3 separate regions of the Mus musculus genome follow, and all the other regions are linked to region 2. Evidence: chromatin loops called from intact Hi-C (ENCODE). Cell type or tissue: left cerebral cortex. All regions are shown on one strand.

The links. A loop is a pair of places that touch in the nucleus more often than their neighbours do. Peaks named below come from ENCODE experiments on the same cell type or tissue, not always from the same donor. Only the 100,000 strongest peaks of a DNase experiment are listed, where the experiment ranks them.
Region 1: a loop joins it to region 2, with 2.8 times the contacts of the local background. A loop is called at or near these places in 12 of 42 quality-filtered maps.
Region 3: it touches region 2 in a loop (2.1-fold over the local background); 12 of 42 quality-filtered maps call a loop at or near these places.

Annotation. Positions count from the first base shown.
Region 1 is chr8:120,674,218-120,682,217 of GRCm38, reverse strand. No RefSeq gene overlaps it. Among named protein-coding and RNA genes, the nearest start is that of Cox4i1, 10 kb to the right of the region's middle. In left cerebral cortex, CTCF peaks have their summits at 1,619 (motif pointing left), 3,608 (motif pointing left) and 6,301; DNase peaks (open chromatin) are centred at 855, 1,614, 3,587 and 6,430.
Region 2 is chr8:120,731,864-120,739,863 of GRCm38, reverse strand. It overlaps Irf8 (interferon regulatory factor 8), which reads right to left and starts at 3,506. Exons shown (of 9, transcript NM_008320.4): 1 at 3,455-3,506; 2 at 1-47. The coding sequence starts at 46. In left cerebral cortex, a CTCF peak has its summit at 3,947; DNase peaks (open chromatin) are centred at 3,233, 3,577 and 3,869; H3K4me3 peaks cover 1,700 bases.
Region 3 is chr8:120,796,591-120,804,590 of GRCm38, reverse strand. No RefSeq gene overlaps it. Among named protein-coding and RNA genes, the nearest start is that of Gm33199, 14 kb to the right of the region's middle. In left cerebral cortex, a CTCF peak has its summit at 3,881 (motif pointing right); a DNase peak (open chromatin) is centred at 3,854.

The DNA of each region.
Region 1 (8,000 bases), 58 kb after region 2:
CTTCTAGAGGTCCTGAGTTCAATTCCCAACAACCACATGATGGCTCACAACCACCTGTACAGCTACAGTGTACTCATATGCATAAAATAAATAAATAAAATCTTTTAAAAATAAAATAAAGGGGGCAAGTTATCAGCCCCATTAAGCTACATTAAAGGAGGAGGAGGAGGAGGAGGAAGAGGAGGACGAGGAGGAGGAGGAGGAGGGGGATGCATGGACATCTTACACAAATGGAAGGACCAGGCGCTAGCTTGTGCAGGGGGAAGGCAGTGATGGTTATAGCCACATTCGTGGTAACAGTTATTGATGGTGATTCGAAAAATTCGAGTGAATACAATGATAGAGATGGTGACCATGGTAGTGGTGATTATGGTGGCGTAAGCCATGCTATGGCGGTGCTGATGGTAATGGCAGTGATGATTCTGATGACAGTTGGTATTGATAACAATAGTGTTTGAAGTGACAGTGGCGGTTGTGGTGGTGGTGAGGATAAAACTTAGAGTCCCCTCTAGAGCTTGGGTTCCTCAGTGGGAGCTGTACCCCACATATTCTATCCTTTTATGTTCATAGTGCCTTGCACATAGTAGGTGCTCAAAAATACATTACCCAGGTATTACTTTGTTCTTCGAGTTGTTAAAGCAGAGGAGTCCCCACACCAGCTGGCCCCAGTGCAAGCACCTTTGAAGTGGACCTGAAGTGAGACCACACCTCAGCAACTCTGTGTCCAGAGCCAAAGGACATCAAGACAAGAAGCAAAGCCTCTGACCCAGGCCTCGCTCTTCACCGCAAGCCCCACGTTACCCATCCACACACTGGCCAACCTCCCTGAGTTTCCATTTCCTCGTTCCTCAGGGCAGCTTGCTGCAAAGAGAGGCGGAAACAGCTGGGACAGATGGCAGCACGTGGTCAGAGGTAAGCTGAAATGTCTAAAGCGGCTGGCAATGCTGGCCCATGGCCTGGTGATGCTGGCCCGTGGCCTGGCAATGCTGGCCCGTGGCCTGAGGGTAAGCATCTCATCCTCTCTTGGGCAGAGTTATAGCACACTTAAAGAAATGACTGCAGGGAGGCCAGCAGTCCCCCCTCCCCGTGTGGGGGACAGGTCAGTGTTCCTGTAGATGGAGATGCCTATGTCCCTTCCTTGGGGTGGCTCTGGGTCATCTGTAGAAGTAATTATTTCTCCTTAAAAACTACAGCAGTATCAAGGAAGATACACAATTCCCAGGGATTGTCCAGATCAAGCAGAGGACTCACAGATGTGGCCAGGGAGAACACGCAGCAGGTAAGGCCTGGTCTGGGAACCACAGCTTGTCCTCAGAGACCCACATGCTAGGAGAGGGTCAACTTTCACAAACTGATCTGGGACCTCTGCACAGGTGCTGTGGTGTACATACACTAACACAATTAAACAAATGTAATTTTAAATGGTTTTAAGTTTGAAGAACTTGAAACCATTTTAAATTTTAAAACCACCCTAAATTTAATTTTTTTTAATTTCTAAGAAATTTAAAAATTAAATAGCTCAGACCTTGGCATAGCGGGTTTGTGAAGGCGAGGTACAGGGGGGCAGGAGAGCCACTGGAGACCCAGGCCTAGCACGGAGTCCTTGCACCCCCTGCTGTTCACTCGGGATGTGACCGCCAGTTTCCCATATGTCAGTGATTTTTTTCCTGTGACTGAGAAATTATGGCACATGCCTTTAATCCCAGCACTTGGGAGGCAGAGGCAGGTGGATTTCTGAGTTCGAGGCCAGCCTGATCTACAAAGTGAGTTCCAGGACAGCCAGGGCTATACAGAGAAACCCTGTCTCGGAGGAAAAAAAAAAAAAAAAGCAAGCTTAAGAAAGAGTTGATTTGGGCTCATAATTCACGGCAGGGAAGCCATCCTTGAGCAAGAGGCAGTTGGCCACGCAGCATCCGAGGTCAGGAACAAATGGTGAGTGTCGGCACTCAGTTCACTGTCTTCCCTTAACTCAGTCCAGGGCCCCAGCCTAGGAAATGGTGCCGCCCACTTTTAAGATAAGGCTTCGCACCCAGTTAACCCTGTCAAGACGATCCCTCATGGGTGTGCTCGGAGGCTTTCTCCTAGATGGCTCTGGATAGCGTAGAGCTAGTCATATAACCATCATAGGCTATGCATAGACACTAGATTACAGCTACTTGCTAGGTGGTGACAAACTCTGCACCCCTGCCCTTCCAGCCTGTCCAAAGGCTGGGGCTCCCCATTAGGTAGGGTGGTGACCCCCAACTTGCCTAATTTCCAGGAAAACCAACAGGCTTATTAATGTCAGTTTGCCCCCTTGGACCCTGTTCAGCACCTCAGGGATGGAGGGGCCACACCTATGTGAGGCCAGTTTCCCAGGGGAGTCCTAGAAGTGAGTGTGCAGTGACTCAGGTCACTGGGGAAACCTGACAGTCCACAGCACCAGACTATCCACCTTTGAGCTCTTATCACTGGTTGCCAGGTAGTCCTACTACCACCTGCACCGTGACAGCAGTGCAAACTCCAGATGTCCTGAGAGTCCTGTGTCCCGTTCCTAAGGAGGCTCTAGTGACCATGAAAACTGTTCCACCAGGAACCACAGGAATTCAGGGGCCTGCCGGGCATCCTGTGTGAGCATGTTACAGGTTTGCTGAGCCTATTCTACCAGTATTGCCTCGGGACCCCATGGGTGTCAGCAAACGTCATGCAGCACTCAGAGCTGAGTTGTCACAAGGATGGTCGAAACTCACGGTTAAATGACCACACTGTGGAACTTCACTGCAAAAACTGGGAAAGCTTAGGGAAACCTCACTGCCTTGGATTTTTACCCTCTGTTCAAAATCCTCCATTTTGGAAAGCGCAAGCAGCCAGCGACCAGTGGATTGCCACCATACCAAGCGACTATCAATCATTGGATGATTTTTCTTTTCTTTTCTTCCCTTTTTTTTTTTTTTTTAATGTATGTGAATACACTGTCACTCTCTTCAGACACACCAGAAGAGGGCATTAGATCCCATTACAGATGGTTGTGAGCCACCATGTGGTTGCTGGGAATTGAACTCAGTACCTCTGGAAGAGCAGTCAGTGTTCTTAACCGCTGAGCCATCTCTGCAGCCCAACCATCGGATTCTTAAAGGAACAGTTTCCTCAAGGATGAGAATACCTGCTTTCTATGCTCATCCCCAAGTCTCACCTCGTCCATGCCTAGATCAACCTGGCACAGGTGTTTTCCGAAAGGAGTGGAACCCAGAATATCCCTCCCAAAGCAAGATGCTGCCCACAGCCTGCACTAGCTCAGCGGGCAGCTGAGGGAGACCCTGAGGTATTTAGGTCTGGCTGATTTCAGTGCTGACTTCATAGGGGAAGGGAAGCAAAAGAACAAAAAGATGAAGTAATTTTAGAAGCCCCCTCGAGGTGGGCCCACCCATAGGGTTTGGATGTTTTCCCTTACTAAGCACTTATGAAGTACCTATGTCCCAGGCAGTGTCCCAGGTGCTCCAACAAGACCAACATGGGAGGCTCCCACGTCGTTGAGTCTGAGTTGACTCCCACATCAGTCAGTCTTGGCTCAGATTTCGGATGCTCCAACTCTACACGGTTTGCTTAGATCTCCGAGCGCCCCCTGCTGTCCAGAGCTGAGAATACAGTGCATGGAAACAGCTGTGGTGGGTGCCAAACTCAGGAGACAGGGGCCAGTGAAGAGGCCCGGGAGCAGAAGACAACCCTTTGAAAAGGTATCTTTAGGCCCTTTTCTTGGCCAGAGCTGTGTGTCTCGGGAATGACAAAGGACGTAAGCATGGACCGGCGAGGTGGTTCCTCAGGAAAGTCTCCCATTGCAGAGCCTGAACGGCCTGAGTTGGACCCCCTGTGTAGTAGAGAACTGATACCCACAGGTTGCCTTCTGACCGCTGCACACTCAACATAGCACCCACGTACCCACCCACATATACAAAGTACATACTAAACGAATAATGCTCTCGATGTAACAGGATCTCTCTGGATGTAGTCCTGAAACTATGTAAACCAGGCTGCCCTCAAAAACCTGGCTCTCTTGGGTACTGGGATTAAAAGCAGGAACCACTACACTGCTAAAGATGGTTTAGGGTTGGATGTGGTGGCACATGCCTTTGATCCCAAAACTCAGGAGGTAGAGGCAGGTGGATCTCTATGAGTTCAAGGCCAACCTGGTCTACAAAAATGACACCTGAGAAACCCTTGTCTCAGGAAACACAAACCAAAAACACAAGATTTCTTTTTAATGCTGTGTTTATGGGGGGCATGATTCTGGCAGCGCAAGTGCCGGCAGAGCCCAGAAGAGAGCATCAGGTCCCCTGGAGCTAGAGTTACACAGGCAATTTGGAGCCATCTGACGTGGGTGCTGGGGACCAGACTCAGGTCCTCTGGAAAAGCAGAACATGTTGCTAACCACGGATTCATTTCCCCAGCTCTGAAATCACTCTTCTTTAAAGAACAAGCACAAAGCCTGGAGATGGAGCTCAGTAACCCAATGCTTGCCTGCGCGTGTATGAGAGGCCCCAGGTTCAAGCCCTGTACTGCTCCAGAAGGGGTAGGGACATTTGCGCTTGTTGAGACCCTTCCCTTTGGAGAAGACTTTATGCCATGGTGTGGGCCCCAAGACTCCTCCACCCCAGTCCTGGGGAAGCTTCAGAGGAGGTCCAAGGTGACTTCCCACCAGCCCAGGCCTAATGGAGTGCGACCCCTGCCAGTGCTCAGCAGTGGCCGCTTCTCAGATGCCAGCGGCGGCAATGTAAGTGGTGCCCAGTCGGAAAGCAAAGAATATAAAAGTGCAAGGTGACCAGAAACAAGGTGACCAGAAAGAAAGGTGCCGCACCTGGGTGCACAGGAATGAGCAGAGAAGCGGCAGGTGCACAGCCAAAGGCCCACCACTGGCCGACGGAGAAACAGCATTCTGCGCATGCGGACTAGACATGCTGCCATAAAAACAGTGCAGTAGAGCTGGGCGTGGTGGTGCATGCCGGGATGCTAACACTTGGGGTGCTAATATCAGAGGGTTGTCATGAGTCCCAGGGAAGCATAAACTATCTTGGAAAAAAAAAAGGACATTTCCTAGCATTCTGCAGGATGGTTTGGCTCTGATTTAGGTCCACAGCAAAGGGAAGTTCCATGTCTTTCAGTGGCTCTGACAGGAGCTGCAAACCTAGGGAAGGATGTGAGAAATCTTCACGACGGAGCTGTGCTCCCAGGCAGAAGGTCCGAGCTGACTCGGGGGGGGGGGGGGGGACCTGAGTTCCTGAGAGACGTGACACTTCAACCCTCTGACTTAAGTCCTCCATTGAAAACAACAGCCATCACTGTGACCTGAATTTATGTAACAACAACAACAAAAGAGAGAGAGAGAGAGAATGGAACCAAAAAACTAGTATCAAGTATACAAGTTTCGGGGCTGGTGAAATGGCTCAGTGGGTAAGAGCACCCGACTGCTCTTCCGAAGGTCCGAAGTTCAAATCCCAGCAACCACATGGTGGCTCACAACCATCTGTAATATGACCTGACGCCCGTCTGAAGACAGCTACAGTGTACTTACATATAATAAATAAAAAAAAAAAAAAAAAAAAGTATACAAGTTTCAATGAAAACCCATGACCGGTCTCCTCCACAAACCACTAATCCTACAATAAGGCTCCCAGTAAAAACCTGGAAGCCAGGCATGGTGGCACATGCCTTTGACACCAGAAAGGTGGAGGCAGGGGAGAGCTCTGTGAGTTCAAGGCCAGCCTGGTGTACAGAGCTAGTTCCAGGACAACCAGGACTACATAGAGAAACCCTGTAGCAAACAAAACAAAACAAAAAAAAAGAACGATTATATGTTTGTCCCAACAACTAAGGACATTAATACGCTCCCAGGAGAAAAAAGAAAAAGAAAAGTGGATGTCAACTCAAACCCTGTGTCAACGAGAATGACTCATCACAGGCTAGGATTGCTGAACCCCAATTAAAACCATGTTGAATATGAAAATCTCAAAAAAAACAAATAAAAACAGATTTTTCTAGATTATGGAGAAACCACAGCGGGACCATGGCTCCTGCTCGGCTTGCTGTAGCCATGCAGAGAGCCCAGGCCCTGCTTGACTTCTTGGACCACCGTGTCACAGCTACGCTTCGCTAGGCCCCCCTCTTGCATGAGCACCGTCCAAGCTCAAGGATCTCTTCCCTTCCAGACAGGGTCTCTGGTGCTTACATGGGACAAGGTAGTAGGCTGAATCTTCCAAGTCCTCATCAGGGGCCAGGCCGGCACTCACAGAGCCACTGCTCTGCAGGCTGCAGCTCTGCTGCTGCCAGCTTGTGGCAGAAGTTGGAACATGAGGCATGCTGGGCAGTCATCCCTTTACCGGCCACATCCCAGCTTTCTCACTGCAATTTGGTTGTCAGGGTCTACGTAGCCCTGGTTGGCCTAGAACACTCTGTCAGCCGGACTGTCCCCAAACTTACTGTCATCACTCTGGCTTTGCTTCTGCCTTCTAAGTGCTGGTGTGGAGACAGTGTCACCATGCCTGGCCAGCTGTTAGAGCCTGGCCTGCTCTGCACAGCCCCAAAGTTACCTCTATTCAGTGGTGACAATTTCAAGAACTAAAGTAACTCCCGGCAATTTCTGTAGGCTACCACACAGGATTATGTCAGGCCACCTGTACTGGCTGGTTTTGTGTCAACTTGACACAGCTGGAGTTATCACAGAGAAAGGAGCTTCAGTTGGGGAAATGCCTCCATGAGATCCAGCTGTGGGGCATCTTCTCAATTAGTGATCAATGGGGGGAGGGCCCCTTGTGGGTGGTGCCATCTCTGGGCTGGTAGTCCTGGGTTCTATAAGCAAGCAAGTTGAGCAAGCCAGGGGAAGCAAGCCAGTAAGGAACATCCCTCCATGGCCTCTGCATCAGCTCCTGCTCCCTGTTCCAGTCCTGACTTCCTTTGGTGATGAACAGCAGTATGGAATTGTAAGCAGAATAAACCCTTTCTTCCCCAACTTGCTTCTTGGTCATGATGTTTGTGCAGGAATAGAAACCCTGACTAAGACACCACCCTAACAGGATTTTAAGACCATGTAAAAATGTCATAACCTACAATCTCTCAGACCACCATAGTAGTCAGTCTAGTTTCAATTTTTTTGCTTGTTTGTTTTTCAAGACAGGGTTTCCCTGTGCAGCCCTGGCTATCCCAGAACTCAGAGATCTGCCTGTCCTTGCCCCTGCCTCCCAAGCCCCATGCTGGAAGTAACCACTGCCTAACAGGTTCCATTTTTTTTAATTAGGTATTTTCCTCATTTACATTTTCAATGCTATCCCAAAGGTCCCCCATACCCACCCCCCCAATCCCCTACCCACCCACTCCCCCTTTTTGGCCCTGGCGTTCCCCTGTACTGGGGCATGTAAAGTTTGCAAGTCCAATGGGCCTCTCTTTGCAGTGATGGCCGACTAGGCCATCTTTTGATACATATGCAGCTAAAGACAAGAGCTCCCAGGTACTGGTTAGTTCATATTGTTGTTCCACCTATAGGGTTGCAGTTCCCTATAGCTCCTTGGGTAATTTCTCTAGCTCCTCCATTAGGGGCCGTGTGACCCATCCAATAGCTGACTGTGATCATCCACTTCTGTATTTGCTAGGCCCCGGCATAGTCTCACAAGAGAGAGCTATAACTGGGTCCTTTCAGCAAAATCTTGCTAGTGTATGCAATGGTGTCAGGTTCCATTTTTATACACTCTTCCTCAACAAGTTAAAACGCAAGTCCCCTACTCAGAATATATTTACCCATCACAGTGGGTAGTAACTTCTAAGTGACAGAAACTTCTGTCACGTAGCCTGGCGACCTGAACTTGACCACAGCAAAATGAAGGGCGAACACCAAGCCCCACATTGTTCCCTACACACGCACCTGACATCACACAGAGTAATGATGCAAAAACCTTAAACCCTCCTCACTTCCACTGTGAGAAACCTAGCCTCTCCGGAGACAGGTACCTTCATCTAGTGACTGCCAAAGAATGAAC
Region 2 (8,000 bases):
CGATCAGCCACTGCCGCAGCCGCCGCCCGCCGTTCCGGTCACACATCCTTGGAAAGAAAGCAAATCTTTCAGGATAACAAATACATCTCTGTGAGTCAGAGCAGTCCCGGAACTGACTGCCGGAAGATCAGAGGTCCACGCAAAGGTGCCGGCTCAGGAAGACATCTGGACCAGTGCCATGAGAAATCAGCAGTGCCCGGTGGCCCTAAACCCAAAGGAAAACCGAAAGGCTGTTCACAGATGTGCCCCACCCACAGCTCTGGCTCTGGGTCCAGCTCTTCCCTGACCCCCTGTCCCAGACACTGAGGGCACCTGCTAGGAAGAAGTCCCTCTCCTACAATGCTGTGCTTTCTCTGAGCTGCTCGCCTCTCTAAGAACCAGCGTGACTACTGATACCCAAGGGGCCAGTGTTCCTCACAGAGTTTGATCCCAGCACCACCCGAGAAAGAGGACACCCTCAAGGCTGCTTGCAGGTTGCCCTTTGCCAGCTAGGATAGTAATAGTAATATCAGACAGTATAGGGTCCTGTTCCCACTGGGATGGAGTTAGAGCTGGAGTCCTGTGCTGGCTGGGTGTCCTTGAAGCCAATAAACCTTAGAGTGTTAAGGATTCGGTCTGGGAGCTGTGTGTACAGTACCTGCAATCAGAGCCTGTATCCTAGAGGACTCCTCCAACAACACAGGGAGTCCCTCTTACAATCAGCCCTCAGTGAGAACAAAGGGACAGTACAAAGCCAGCTCAGGGACTCCATATCCAGGCCCGCCATCCCCAGACACCTAATGGCACACTTGGACACTCTCGGGTCTGCTTTTCCTACAGCGTGGGGAGAGAGGGCATTTGTGCACAGGGACTTGCAGCCAGCATTTACTAGAACAGCCTGGAAATCCCCAAAGCAGTTGGACAGACGCCCACCCTGAAAACCAGAACACAGCACTTCTAGTCTTCCAACTAAAATGACCTCTTGGGGTAGGGAAAAAAAAAAAAAAAAGAAGTTATCATCAGTGAGAAGTCAAGATATCCCCAAGAACATAGTCACATCCAGAGCCAGCATGTCCCACAAAGTCAGGATTGCTGGAAAGAGGCCTGAGGGTCAGAAACTCCAGGCCGCTTGCAGGTGGTAGTGGGGCCAGGAAAGACGGCAGCAGCCTGAGAGGAGGGAGATGAGGTCTCTCCAGGGCTGGTTTTAGCCACACAGCAGCCCTAACTGCCACCAGTGGGCTTGGAAGGGAGCGAGGGCTAAAGCGGAGTCAGACTCCAGTCAGTTTTGAGTTTTATTTTTGAGGCAGGGTTTTGTATCGCAGGCTGATCTCCAACTCCCTAGTTTGATGAAGATGGCCTTGGACGCCTGATCTTTCTTTCTGCCTCCGTTTCCCCCGTGCTGAGGACTGGACCCAGAGCTTGTGCCTGCTAGGCAAGTGCGGTGCCACCTGAGGCACCTCTCAAGCAAATCATCAAGACGGCTGGGAAACCCTGACCTCAGCAGGGGCTCTTCACCTTGGGAAGCCATTGGCTCCTAAGTCTAAGGACCCTCACAAGAAAGGCAGGAAAGAAAGGTTATCTCAAGAAACCCAGTATTCTAAGACCACTGAGTTCATAAGTGACAAGTCAGAAAGGAATACCTAGGGAGAGAACTGAAATGGCATTGGGTACCCCTAAAACCAAGTAGAGTCCTGGCTCCAACAGCTTGTTCTGGAGAGGAGATAGGAGGCTCTCCTGGTTTGGTAGTGTCTTGTGTGGCCTCTAAGGATGAGGGTGGGGTGGGAGCTGGGGTCAGGGGTCCAGAGTATCTGAGGATGTGTCCATTGAAAGCCTCAACTCAGCTCCTGGAGATAGATTTGTGACCCATACCCCCATGGTCCCTGAGCCTCCTGAAATCTGAAGGGACTTCCCTGGCATGGCTGGAGTTTTTTCCAGAACAGGAATGGCACTTTCTTGTCAGGGATCCTGGGGTACCCAACACCCCAGAACTGTGAAAGACAGATGTCTTGGTGGGTGACAGAGAAAAGGGGTGTTTAAAAGGAAAGGTGAATGGCAGACCATGGAAGCTAGGAGGTTAAAATTCTCTAACCCAGCCTCTTCTACACTCGGAAGGGGGAGAGACTGGGAGGGACCACCATCCCCTGGGCAGGCACAGCACAAACTGCCAGCACCCTGCCAGTGACAGTACACACAGAAGGGATGCTTTCTTTCATTCATTCTGCAGATGAAAGAACACCTGACAGGGTCCGGCTCTCAGCACCTGGACAATCTCCTCTATTGCCTTGGAGGCCAATCTGAGGTCCTAGACAGGCATAGCCTGACTCTCTTACAACTATGGACAATTAATGGTTTATAAACACGCTCACATGATTCTAGCTTCCTCTTCTTGATTTTGAGGCAGCATTCCCTGTGGGCCCAATCCTGCCTACAGCTAACTTACATCTAGAGCAACGTGTCTTAGGTCAGGCTTCTCACAAGGCAGGGGACAGAGGCTCGCCTAACACAGCTGTCAACATCTGCACCAGCCATGTTTGGCGGGGCTCACACCACACCGTAATCCCTTTCATTCAGCCCTGGGCCACAGTCTGACCACCACTGAACGGAAATCCATCACAGACCCATCTCTTTCTGGCCCCAAGCTTCCTCAGGGACACTGAATCGGTCCCAGTTCTTCATGAAGGAGCCTGCCATAACTTAAAGGGACAAACCTAGAACTGTCACGAAACTGCTCTTATCGTTTGACTTTAAAAGAAAAAAACAGGGCCATTGAGCACCTGGGCACCCCCCAAGCTCCGCCTGAAATCCTAACACTCAGAAGAGGTAGGCGGATAACCGGGAGCTCATTGGAATGAGCCTGGGCTACAGAGTGATACCCTGTATCAGAAACAAAACAAAAACAAACAAAACAGTGATCTACCATTTTAAGATTCTAGTGAATGGTTTCTATTAGTTTCTACCCCCTGAACGCCCTTCCCGGCTGTGGGTAAGTAATCTTTCTCACCAGGGGAAAAGTCTGCCCCTATAGCCTGGGGCCAAGCTCACAGCAAATCTGGTCTTGAGAGCTGTGTGGGACCCACACGGAAGACTTTCCTTCCGGGGCCAGCTGGGCCACTGGACAATCAGAGAAGTCCAGCGCCACTGGGCAATCAGATTGCCACTAGTCAGAATCAAAGCCAGTCGGTCCCTGGGCGAGCCCAGTCGCGAGCTTTGGATAGTTCATGCATGGAAGCCGGGCTGCCGCGCGGTGATTGGCAGATCTATTTCTCTTCATTATGAAGTTGGCCATCAGGCAGATTTTAAAGGGAGAGGTGTTTGTTCATTTGGTTGGGTTTTGTTGTTGTTGTTGTTGTTGGTTGTTGTTGTTGTTTTTGGAGAGCAGCCAGAGCAAGCACCTGCTAACGTGCTGTGCACTCCGTTTGGGCGAAGGTGGGAGAGCCACAGCCCCGGCCCCCGCGCCCACCCCATCGCGTCCTACCTGCCGCCGGTTCCCACGCTGCCCGCGCCTCCGGGACCGCCCGCGGGCTCCTGGAGGCCCGTACGCGCGCGCCTGCTTTTATAGATGGGGCGGGGGAGAAGGCGGGTCCCGCGCGCAGAGCGACGGTCGCGCGAGCTAATTGAGGAGCGGGAGGGGCGCTGGCGCGGCCCAATCAGCGCAGCCTGCCAAATCCGCCTTCTCTGAAGCGCTCTCTTTCCGAGAAATCACTTTTGCACGTCCCCGACCCCGTGGAGTCCTTTTCTCTCTTTACTCCGGGGGCGGCGGGGGAGGGGGCTGCCCCAAAAATGGCCGGGGGGCTGGGGCGTCTGCCTAAGGTCAAGGAGGCTGGTGATGCACGGATCATCCTCGGGGTGTCGTTCAGGTTTGGAGAGCCTCTGTCCCGGGCACGTGTCCAGGGGCACCCTGAGTGTCAGCTGCTCAGGCTGGAGTTTCAGAGCAAAGACCAGTCCCAGAGCTGCGTGCTGGGTGACAGCCACTTGCAGCGCGCCCTCCTGGATGGAGGATGACCGCCTGAAATTGCGCAGGAAATCTGGGAAACCAGGGGAGTCGCGAGCGCTGAGGCTGGGATGCCCCCAGGAAGGCTACGCATTATCGGTTCCCTTGTGTCCCCCAGTGATGTCAGGAGCCCGGTCGAGCCTGTTCCCAACCTGAGTAGGATGTGGGAGCGGGGAGCCTTAGGTGAGGGTCGAGAGGGACTTTCGTTGCAGGCTGCCCAATTACACACCTGCGGCCACGCTTACAGGACTCTCACCCGTCTGGCTTTTAAAATACTTAGGAAAACGTTGGAGCCGCGACAAGAATTTTTGATTGGTCCACAAATACAAGAAGTATACGGCTAGGTTTCAAATAAATACGAATTCAAATAAGGATTTTCCAAACAGAACCTTCTAACTCTAGTTTATCCTGATGAGCATTGTGGTATACCTGAAAGGCACTTAAGACATTACCGGGTATTAGTTCAATGATAAATACCATCCAACAGTCAAAAGCCAAGTGGAGTTCCCTGGAGCCAAGGAATTTCAAATGAAAACTACTTTTCAAAGCTCATTTGTTTTATTACTATTATTATTGGGTTTATTGTTTGTTTTCCAAGACAGGGTTTCCCTGTAGCCCTGGCTGTCCCCGAACTAGACCAGGCTGGCCTCAAATTCACAGAGATCTGCTAGCCTCTGCCTCCCAAGGGCTGGGATTAAAGGTGTGTGCCACCATAGTCCAGCTCAAATTCTTTAATAGTAATATGGGAGTGTTTTAATAAGTGTTTGCTGTGAAGGGCAGAGTCCAGAAGTCAGACACGCTCAGATTACTACAACAGACTCCTGTGTGCATTTATACCCCTTTCATTTCCCAAATAGGCACCTTATAAGCGTATGCAGATTTTCCTACTTACAAATATCAAAGGCACAGAACAGATCCCAAATGTCCACCCAGTGTGCCTGCCTCTTAGCTAAAGGTAGAGAGAGATTAGGGACACCAGCCCTAGCTTCTGGTCCTAGCAGCAGGTGTCTCTGTACACACTAGAAGACACCAGCCCAGCCTGCCTGACAACTGTCCTGAAGCCATATACATCGGGGTGTGAGTGGGGTCTATTTTTTTCTAACTGTTTTCCTAGAAGTCTGAAATAGCTCCACTCAGGACCTAAGAGAACCCAAGCCACCTACAATGGGCACTGACTCACAGCTGAATATTGATGGGGTCTTTGAGGGTGAAGCTATGAAGGTGGTGTCTCATGTGAGCCACGTGTACATTTCCCACACGCCAGCGATAGCCACTCAGGAGAGATTCAGTGTAGGATCTCCTGGCATAAGTCATATGTCGGGGGTGGAGCTAGGTCACATCACTGCATAAGAGAAGAGGCATGTGCAGGGCTTAACTAAGGAGAAGAGGCCCCGAAGTGTTCTAGAGAGTCCATCACCACCTCCCAGCCTCTCCAGAGGAGGCAATTAAACATGTCCTCCAGACCCAGTGTACTGACTGGTTCTCTGGGACAACCTGACACAACCTGGAGTTATCACAGAGAAAAGAGCCTCCCTTGAGGAAATGCCTCCATGAGATCCAGCTGTAAGGCATTTTCTCAATTAGTGATCAAGGGTGGGAGGGCCCAGACCATGGTGGGTGGTGCCATCCCTGGGCTGGTACTCCTGGGTTCTATATGAAAGCAGGCTGAGCAAGCCAGGGGAAGCAAGCCAGTAAGTAGCATCCCCCCGTGGCCTCGGCATCAGCTCCTGCTTCCTGACCTGCTTGAGTTCCAATCCTGACTTCCTTTGGTGATAAGCAACAATGTGGACGTGTAAGCTGAATAAACCCTTTCCTCCCCAACTTGCTTCTTGGCCATGATGTTTTGTGCAGGAATAGAGACCCTGACTAAGACACCCAGAGAGCACACCCCCACCCAGAGAGACCAGGCTGCTGTTGCTGTGACCCAGGCTTTTTCTGAGGTTCCTTGCTATGGGTACTGTCACCAAATCTCTGTCCCTGTCTCACTCTCTCTGTCCCTGTCCCTCTGTCCCTGTCCCCTTTCTCTCTCTCTCTCTCTCTCTCTCTCTCTCTCTCTCTCTCTCACACACACACACACACACACACCTTCCTGTCACCTAAAAACTGCCTCCTCTCCACTCACTGTGTATGGCCACTAGAACAAAGACAGGCACTCCTCACCCACTTGTGTCAGCAGGTCCTTCTGAGGAGAATCGGTGCTCAGAGAGGCCATGTCCAGGGAAATCCTTGGCTTGTGAGCTCGTTCATCTCCAAAGCCAGCAAATGTGCATTCATGTCCCTGGCTCTTCTCTACAACCTCCCTGGTCCACTAAGGCAGCGGTTCTCAACCTGTAGGTCGGGACCCCTTTCACAGAGTTGCCTAAGACCGTCTGCATATCAGATATTTACATTATGATCCATATCAGTAGCAAAATTACAGTTATGAGGTAGCAGCAAAATAATGTCATGGTCTGGGTCAGCACAGCAGGAGGAACTGGGTTAAAAGGCCACAGCATTGGGAAGGTTGAGGGCCACTGCACTAAGGGTTTCGTGGCTGTACTGGGTTCAGCTGGATGACCCAGAGTCGTTGCTCTAGTCAACGTCAGATGAGGAGTATCAGTCCCTGACATCATTCTTGGTTCTGTGGATTTTGACTTGGACATCTTTGGGGAGCCATTGTTCTCCTACCACCTCCTTCTCCTCAAGATCCAGCTTCTGACCTCTTTCCTATGCCGGCCTTCATGGACCTTAATTTTAAAAAACCCAGATTCCAGCCACACTGATATCTTTTAAAAATTACATTTCATGCTTTAATTTTTTTAAATTTATTCTAAATCTGTGTGCATGTGTGTGTGTATATGTATGTATATGTGTGCGTGCATGTGTGTATGTGTGTATATGTGTATGTCTGTATACTCATGTGCATGTGTGTATGTATGTGAGTGTGTAGTCCAACTTACTCCTCTTTGTTCGTGATCAAAGTCCCCTGTGTCCTACTGAAGCAAGCTTTGCCAACCCCTTTCCTGTGTAGGGAGGTTGCTCCCCAGTGAGCATGTTACCCTCTATGTGTGCCCCCCCCCAAAAAAAACCCTGCATTTTTCAAAGCCTTTCTCATCTATGCAGGTCTACCACCTGCAGTCTGATGGGGTTCCCAGCACACACACATTCATACGCACACTCACATGCACACACATACCCGCATATGCACAGCACACATGCACAGAAGCACACGCACATATACACACATGCACACTCACACACACACATATATACATGCACACTCACACACACACACAATAAATAAAACTGATAAAAGTGTGAATTGGTTGTGAGCCTAGCCTTTAACGGCTGAGCCATCTCTCCAGGGGCTGGTGAGATGGCTCAGTGGGTAAGAGCACCCGACTGCTCTTCCGAAGGTCCGGAGTTCAAATCCCAGCAACCACATGGTGGCTCACAACCATCTGTAACAAGATCTGACGCCCTCTTCTGGAGTGTCTGAAGACAGCTACAGTGTACTTACATATAATAAATAAATAAATCTTTAAAAAAAAAAAAAGTGTGAATTGGTATTCTGAGTAGTGGGAGGAGCCAAGGCTGGAGAGACACCAAGTGGTCTAGAAAGAGCAGCTAAACCAGAGGTGGGCGGGGCAACACCTGGGATCCCAGCACTAGGATTGGCTAAACCAGAGGAGGGCGAGGCAGCACCTGGGATTCCAGAACCCGGATTGGCTAGGCCAAGGTGGCGGGGCAAGCCTGTGATCCTCGCACTGGGAGTTAACTTTTAGCCTGGGGAACACATTGAGCCTCTGTCTCAAAAAGAAAAAGAAAGGACTTCTACTCAGAACACTTTGTAAAATTCCTGTGAGTCAATAAGAGAAGACAAACGACAAACTGAGCTGTAGTACAGCTCCGCGGTAGAGGCCATGTTTAACCCAAGCAGGGGCGCTGAGTTCCGAAGCCGGCACCGTGAAAGAAGAAAAACCAGCGCGTGCTGGTTCCTCCCGTCCCAAGAAGAATCACTTCTGTCTGGTCAAATCCCAGAAGCCACTTC
Region 3 (8,000 bases), 65 kb before region 2:
TTAGGCCATGGCACTGCCCATAGCCTGGGGACCACACTGCTGACTCCCTATAAGGCAGAGCCCCAACCCTACCCACACTTTCTCCACTTCCTGCCCAAGCACAACCTGTGCACTCCCCAAATCTTAAACCAGCCACAAGGGGATGTCATGGGGCCCTGAAGGAGTCAACGGAGCCTTGGGCCCCAGGGCCTGAGACTCCACCATGGAGATGGTCAGTAGAAGGAGTCACAACAACCCAGACACAGTGAAAATGACTTGGGGTGAAGTGAGTTTCCCATCTGAGAGAAGGTGCTCTGTGCCCCAGCAAGGTGGACTTCAAGCAAAGTGAACGGCCAGAGTCAGAATGTCCCATGGTCAGAGGTGCCTTTCCAGAAAGACCTTGCAGTCCTCAATGTGTGAGCACCTGCCACACACTCCAGTGAAGCCTGCTTGACAGGCTGAGAAGCCTAGAAGCACTCACGAGGCAAAGAGTTTCATGGAAACTCACCTCCTGGAGCTTTGGCGTTCTCATTAACCCGTATACTCATACCCTATCCCCACATTAGTCTGGTGTATGGATCCACGTGCTCTCTTTTAGTATTATCTTATTATAAGTGCCTTTTAAGATTGAATTCTGACATAGCCAGAGCCTTCACCAGTGTTCCAAGGTTCCAAAAGCCGAGCTTGGAATCCAGCAGGAATGCAGTAAGGAAGTTACCTATTCAGTAACTAATTAACCATTACAAAAGACAGAGCCAGCAGCTCAGAGCTGGTCTGCAAAGTATTTACTAAGGACAGTAGCAAATCTCACCCAAACAAGGGAATACCATAATGGAGCTAGGGAATCCCACTGAGACAGGGATCTTCTCTACAGCCAGGTATAGCAAGCTTCATATTAGAAGCAAGTTGATGAATTCTTCTGAAGACCCAGGAAATAGGGGGGTTGTGGTATTGCAGTATTCATGAAAAGGTCTACTAGTGCAGAACCCCTGGTGGTGGGCTTAACAATAGACTAGCTTTACACCTGGCTCCCTTCTTAGTGGCAGTGGCCTGGTCCCCGCCTTCTTTTGATGTATACATTCCTTTTGTATTGCGGTGGATTGTATCTTGTCTGGTTTCTTGCTATTCTGCTGTATAAAAAGTTTGATGCTCGACCTGAAAAAATACATTCAGATTCTACACAACCTCCTGTGTGCATCTGTCTGTCATTCCCGCCAACTTCTTGCCCATCTGCACCCAGAGACTCGTTCCACGCAGACAAAGGGACCCAGAGGGTCTGCGGCAAGCACCCAACTGTAACATCAAAATACACAAAGCCAAAATGGATGACACTGGGAAAAGAAACAGGTGAGCCTACAGTCATGAATAGAAATCCTCTCCCCAGGAAAAATGGAGACACTACCCAGGAAACAGCCCGCCATTGTTCATCCACCACTGTGTATGTCAGTCTGTGGAGCAGTCTGTCCCCCCAGCAGCCTGACGCTCCCACCTCCAGTTCCCCAGGACCTTCGCCAAGACAGAAGCACTCCAGGCCCAACAGACTTCAGCAAACTCCAAACTAGCAAAGAAAACGTTCATCACACCTCATGTCTATTGGTATTCTGTCTGGACTTCACCCCACGGTTACCTGGCAGCAGCCAAGTAGGCCTGGCCCTATAAAAGGGGCCACTTGCCCCCTCCTCTTACTCTCTTACTCCTGTTTCTCTTCCTTGCCTCTTGCCCCTTGCTCTCCCTCTCTCCCCACTCACCTTCCCCCTCTCCCCACTTGACCACAGCCAGCCTCTACTTCTCTACTCTCTCTCTCTCTCTCTCTCTCTCTCTCTCTCTCTCTCTCTCTGCCTCTACTACCCTCTTAACTCCCCTCCCCATGCCTGAATAAAGTCTATTCTATATTATACCACCATGTGCCTGGTCCCTCAGGAGGAAGAGATGCCTTGGCATGGGCCAGCCAAGGCACCCCCTTCCCCCACACCCCACCAGAACATATTCTTATAGTTCTTTCTCTTTTTATGAGCACAGTAACATCAGGAGCCAGGAAGCAATCCACTATCCTGACAAGTTACACACAGAAGATGTTCTGCAGAGCCACCGCTGGGTGTCAAGGACCCTCTGAGGCTGAAGGTCTTGGTCCCTCAATTGTGTGAATGCTAGTGGGTGGAGGGCATCTGAGGCCGCAGCACTGCAAGGCGTTTGAAATCTGAAAGCCTGCCTGGAGGCTCCTGTGAATTCAGGCTCAGTCTCCCGTTCCACATCTAGGACAGGTCTATCTGATGCTGCTTTGTTTTCTGGTTGTTTACCCTCAGACAAGTCACTCACACTCACTGAGCCTCAGTCTTCTCCTGTGAAAAGGAAGGTGCTAGTATGAACCCCCAAATGCCTACAGTTAAGTGAGAATCTTGTGTGCTGCCTGTAAGGTTGGAGGGGCAGGGTCCTTTCCTTTTCCCTTCCAGATGGATAAGGCCTCTAAGAGTCACTGAGAGGACTGAGGGGGAAGTGGAGCCATAAAGTCCCCTCCTCCATCCAAACCCCAGGATATGTGACCCTTACCCGGTCAAAGCAGCAGCTGATGAATGAGCCCCCAGCCCCACCCCAGGCAGCCTCAGCAGGACTCAGGCAGTCCCGCCTGGGCCAAATGGTGACCTGTCTTTCTAAAGAAAGATGCTTATCTCTCTCCATCAGGAGACCCTAGGTAGCACAGGCAGACAGGACCCTCCTGCTGCCCCGAAAGGTGATCAGAGCCCACCCAGGCCTGTGTGCCAACGAGGGCAGTAAGAGACAGAGCCCTCACTTCAAACTGTTGCCTCAGGAGTCTCTGATGGGAAGACAAGGTTGAGCCTCTCAGATGAAAGACCTATACACACCTGGAAGGTTCCAAGAGAATCTGAAGCAAAGCGCCTGCAAAATGGCCAAATGATTCATGATAGAGTCTCGGGATCCAGCTGCGAGGACTGGGGTTTCCGGAGACTCCTGGTCTGGCACTGTCTTCTCTCACTGCTGACAACAGCTGGCTACCAAGGAAACCAAGGCAGAGCCCAGAGGCAGCCTGAAGGTGCCCAATGAGAAAGCCCATCTCTTGCTCACCTCAGCCCACAGCAGCCTCTTGCCTCCACCTCTACCTTCCCACCCAAACCCACAGCAAGGAGCCCACCCATTTGTCAATCTTCCTGTGACTCAGATCTGACCCCTTGAGCTGCCAGAAGGAAGCAGGGCTGCAGCGTGGGGTAGTGGCCAGGGGGACTGTCGTGGGAGCTTCTCTTTGCAAGCAATCCATAGGTCACCCCCTCTCTTCCCAGGCAGCACCAACTTGGCTCCACCTGGCGTGAAACTTGGCACAGGAGACCCACAGGGTACACGCAGCTTGGTGGTCATTTGCTCTGAGCTCAGCTGGTGGGCACACTGGCCATGGCCTGTGGCGTCATAGCTGGATCGCACTCCTACGAATGCCTTTGACATCAGGCAGCTTCCAACTCCCATCTACGTGAGCCTTGTCGCTGTAAGCCCTGTCCCTTCTAGTTTGGAGGTGACTAGCTGGTTACGTTCCATTCCTTCCCAAGTCCCCAGGATCTGCCCACTTTCTAGTCTAACCCATCAATAGTGCAAATGAGAGCACAGAGTCTCAGGAAAGGAGAGAGACCAGCCCATGGTCACACAAGAGCACAAATCTTCAGACCCTAACCCATCCACTGCTCTTTCTCTCACTGGAACCTGCGGGGAGCCGCCGTGGCCTGAGAACCGCGCCACCACCTTGGAGGTTAAGACGTGTATTTGCAGATGGCGCGTCAGAGCATCTGAAGCAAGATAGTTGTGGCAGGACCTTGGCATCGGCATTTTAGACACACTGAGGTTGTTTGCTGGGTTCACTCCGACAGTGCAGTCTGAGGCCATGCTGGTAATTCCGTCTCTGCTCACTAGATGGAGCCAGAGCCCCGGCGACCGAGACCTAGAAGACCCTCGTTCAGGTTGGGGGGAGGACGGGTCAGCTGAAGGTAGAAGAGGGGTTCAGTGGGGGAGGGAGGGAGCACACACCCGGGTTCTAGCTCTATGCTACCATCCACTGTGCCCCCACGGAGCGCTCAGTCTCCGTGACCCAGGGTTCTCATCCGGAAGGCACAGCAGTTACACCCCAGAGGCATTTGAGCCCAGACCTCAGCCTCTGCACTGTACATTAGCATTGTTAGACCTGAGTCTGTCTTCAGCACGAGGCAATGGAAGGCTGTCATATGACTCACAAGCTCTGCTGTCTCTCAAGTTTGTGACATACAAACCAATCTTGTGCCTGTAGGTGAGGCTTAGAGCTGGGGCCCGCTTTCTCAGTGGTCCGTAGAAGAGATACACATGCTGTTGCTGCATTTTAAGACCCCAGCACGCCCGCCCCGTCTTGGAATGTCCCACGCTATGAGCTGGAGACCCTCTGGAGGCTCGTTTCAGGTGGGCTAGCCTCTACCAATTGCAGCTGAAGGTGTTCCATCAGCCTTTGACCTTTGGTGGCTGAGGAAAGACACTCTCAAGCTAGGGTCAGACCAGGGTGGTGGCTGGTGCTGGAGCTCTGAGAAGGCACAGCCTTGCTCTGGGGGTGAGGTGAGAGGCGAGAGGAAGGAAACAGATGGGGCAGTGAACTCCCTGGGGTGTCAGTGTTCTCAGAAGCCCAGAGTGTGGTGGTGGTGGTGATGGTGATGATGGGGGTGATGGTGATGATGGTGATGATGTTGGTAATGGGGATGATGGGGATGATGGTGGTATAGAAGTGATGGTGATGATGGGGTGATGATGGGGGTATGGGGATGATGTGATGGGAATGGCTCCATCTTCTCCATACAGATTACATAATGATGCCCAGAGCATCCTTGCCAAGGCTGCTTGTCAATGCTGTGTTCATTCAGGGACTCGACTTCCCCAGCACACCTCTGGCATGCCACACCCTGCCTGCTGCCTGCCTCCCAGAGCATCTGCACAAACATCCAGACAGCCAGGCATGATCTGGGTGGAGCCCACATGTTTAGCTGCTATTGCCCTTTCCTGACTGCATAGTATTCCCTCATGCGACTGCACAGTGGGACATAGTGTCTTTTTGATGGACATCTGTGTTGTTTCTGGAGTTCGGTGACTGCTGCCAGGCTAAGCAGCTATGAGCCGTTGTATGCGGATCTTGTGGGAAGCACAAACCCTCTTTTCTGTGAAGCAGAGTTGCTAGTGCCCAGTGTGTGTGATGTATAATGACTTTACATTTGTCAAGGGAGCCCTGCTCCTTAGCAGTGGGTTTCAGGACCAATCAAAGGAGGTCAGATAGGACAAAGAGTGGTGTAGCCCAGGATGGCATCCTCCTGTCTCAGTGCTGTGATGTAACACCATGACCAAAGCAACTTGGGTAGGAAAGGGTTTGTTTAGTTTATGTTTGCACATCACAGTTCATCATCGAAGGACATCAAGCAGGGCAGGAACCTAGAGGCAGGAGCTGATGCAGAGGCAGTGCTGTTGGGGGAGGGGCGTTGGGGACCTCTGAGTGGCTTGCTCAGTCTGTGAGGCCGAATGTCTTCGTGGCCTTCACTATACACCAGAATCCTAGAGAAGTGGGCTCTGATGCCAGAGAAAGTGTGGGCGTCCTAACAAGGTGCAAGTGAGTAGGCAAAGAGCAAACTCTTCCTTCTCCCGAGTTCTCGTTCAGGCTTCCAGCAGAAACTATGGCCCTTCCCCAAGGTCTGGATTAGAAGTGGATCTTCCTACTTCAAATTAACCAAAAAGGGAAAAACCCTCGCTGGTGTGCCCTCCATTTTTGAATTCTAGATGATTCCAGATGTGGTCAGGTTGGCTACCCAGACTAGACATCACACTCTGCCCTCAACGGCGAGGTCTATAGGCACAAGATATGTGCCACCCCACCCTTTTCTAGAGCTGGTTATGGTAACACACCTGGACCCCTCACCGTAATTCCTGTTTTCGTGCCAGCTGCACTCATGGAAGGCCTCACACACATGGTCTCGGGCCTCAGACTTGGAGAGAAGCAGAGGAAGTGGGCAAGGGCAGGCGGGGAGTCATGAAGCATGCTGGGATGGCAGACACTTGGCCACAAGGAGGTTGGCAAAGAAGAGGGCACTTGTGTCAGGCACAGTGACCAACTGTAGCACTCTACGGTAGTGAGTGCCGAGGCACAGCCTCACAGGCTCAGTGAATATCTTCCTGCTTCACTGCAGAACAGTCCAGAAACACAGTCACTGGCCAGCAGAAGCTGCCTGTGAGAGTGATCTCAAGGATGGAAAGTAGAGAAGAGGTGAGAGACATGTCACACACACAGAGGTGAATGTCAGTCACACACAGCGCAAAGTGAATGTCACACACACCACAGAGAAACACCACTCTGCCGGCGGCCAGGGTCTGAGCCGAGGCTCTGTCCTCGAAGCTTCGGAGGCTGTGAGGAACAAGGGCTCCTCAGGACCTGGGTTCAGAGGGTGATGGAGCAGTTGGAAGGTCTCAGCAGAGACCCTGCAAGGTGAGATTGAGGAGTAGACAGACACAGAGGATACAGTTCAGATACGGCACCCACGTGGGCCAGGGGTAGAATTGACAGAGAAGATGCAAAGGATGCTGGGAGCTCTACAATACACATTACCTGCTGTGTGTCTCCATGTCACAAAAAAACAAACAAATACCTCCATACTCTGGTATGAATGTCGTCTGCAGCTGGGACATAAAATGAGAAGGAAGAGGACCAGGAGGTGGACATACACAAGTGCATTCTGGGAGAGACCTCCAGCATCACTCTGTCCACCCCCTCATCTTAAAATGGGAAACCAGAATCGAAGGGCTCTTGTATTGACAGCCACCAGCAACAGACCCAGTCCCTCTGTCTGGTCCCAGTCTGATGGCATCTGTCCAGTGGTAAAATCAGGCTTCTCACTGTGCCCAGTGACACCCACCCCACACCGTCATTTTCCTCTCGCTTGCTGTGTAAAATTAACTGGGCCATGAGTTTCAGAAAAGCACACCTGTTGCCTCCTTCAGTGGCAAGAAAAAGAAACCAGCAGGGACTTTCCTGCCAGCCGGCCCGGGTGGGTGAGAGGCAGGCAGGGTGCAGGGTGGAGGGTTGCACCTCTCTGTGGGACAGAAGGAAGGTCCCTGGGACATTTGCCATCTGTCACATGTGTGCTGCGTCCCTCACACGTGAATCTCTGTGCTTCGTGCTGAAGTGTGACACAGGAGCCAAAACAAAAACAAACAAAAAAAAATGCAGATTCTAAGCATGGCTCAGCACATAGTAGGTAGCCACAGTGTCCTCTGCACAGTCCATAGCAACAGTGTCCTCTGCACACAGTAGGTAGCAATAGTGTCCTCTGTACACAGTAGGTAGCCACAGCATCCTCTGCGCACTGTAGGTGGCAACAGTGACCTCTGCACACAGTAGGTGGCAACAGTGTCCTCTGAGCACAGTAGATAGCATAGTGTCCTCTATGCACAGTAGGTAGCACAGTGTCCTATGCGCACAGTAGGTGGCAACATGTCCTCTGCACACAATAGATAGCAAGTGTCTTCTGTGCACAGTAGGTAGGCACAGTGTCCTCTGTGCACAGTAGGTAGCAACAGCACCAAAGAGAGAACCAGAGGAACAGGTGGCATCAGCCAGAATCCCTTTCTGTCTCCACCACAGACGACCAGATTAAAGTCGAAGCCCCCCAAGCCTTCCCCCATGTCTCCCAGCACACGGGTCTGTCTCTTCTCTCTTCCAGATCCCATGACATGTGGTCACATGAGTGATACTAAGTTGCATTTCTGTAGATTAAAGGAAAAAAAAACACAATATAAGCAGTCTGGTCACAGCCCAGTGGCAGGTGCCTGGTGCTGCTGTTCCCGCTGGGAGCAGGAGGAACATGGGTTGAGTGGCTTTCTGCCCCGCACTGTATGTATTGAAAGCTACTACCTGTGGCATCACTGCCCCAACTGTAGGACCACCCACTCGACATGGAGGTGGCAAGTCCCAGTGACCCTGTGAGGTTTCCTGGGAAAAGATACCCAAGATCACAACTCTGGGG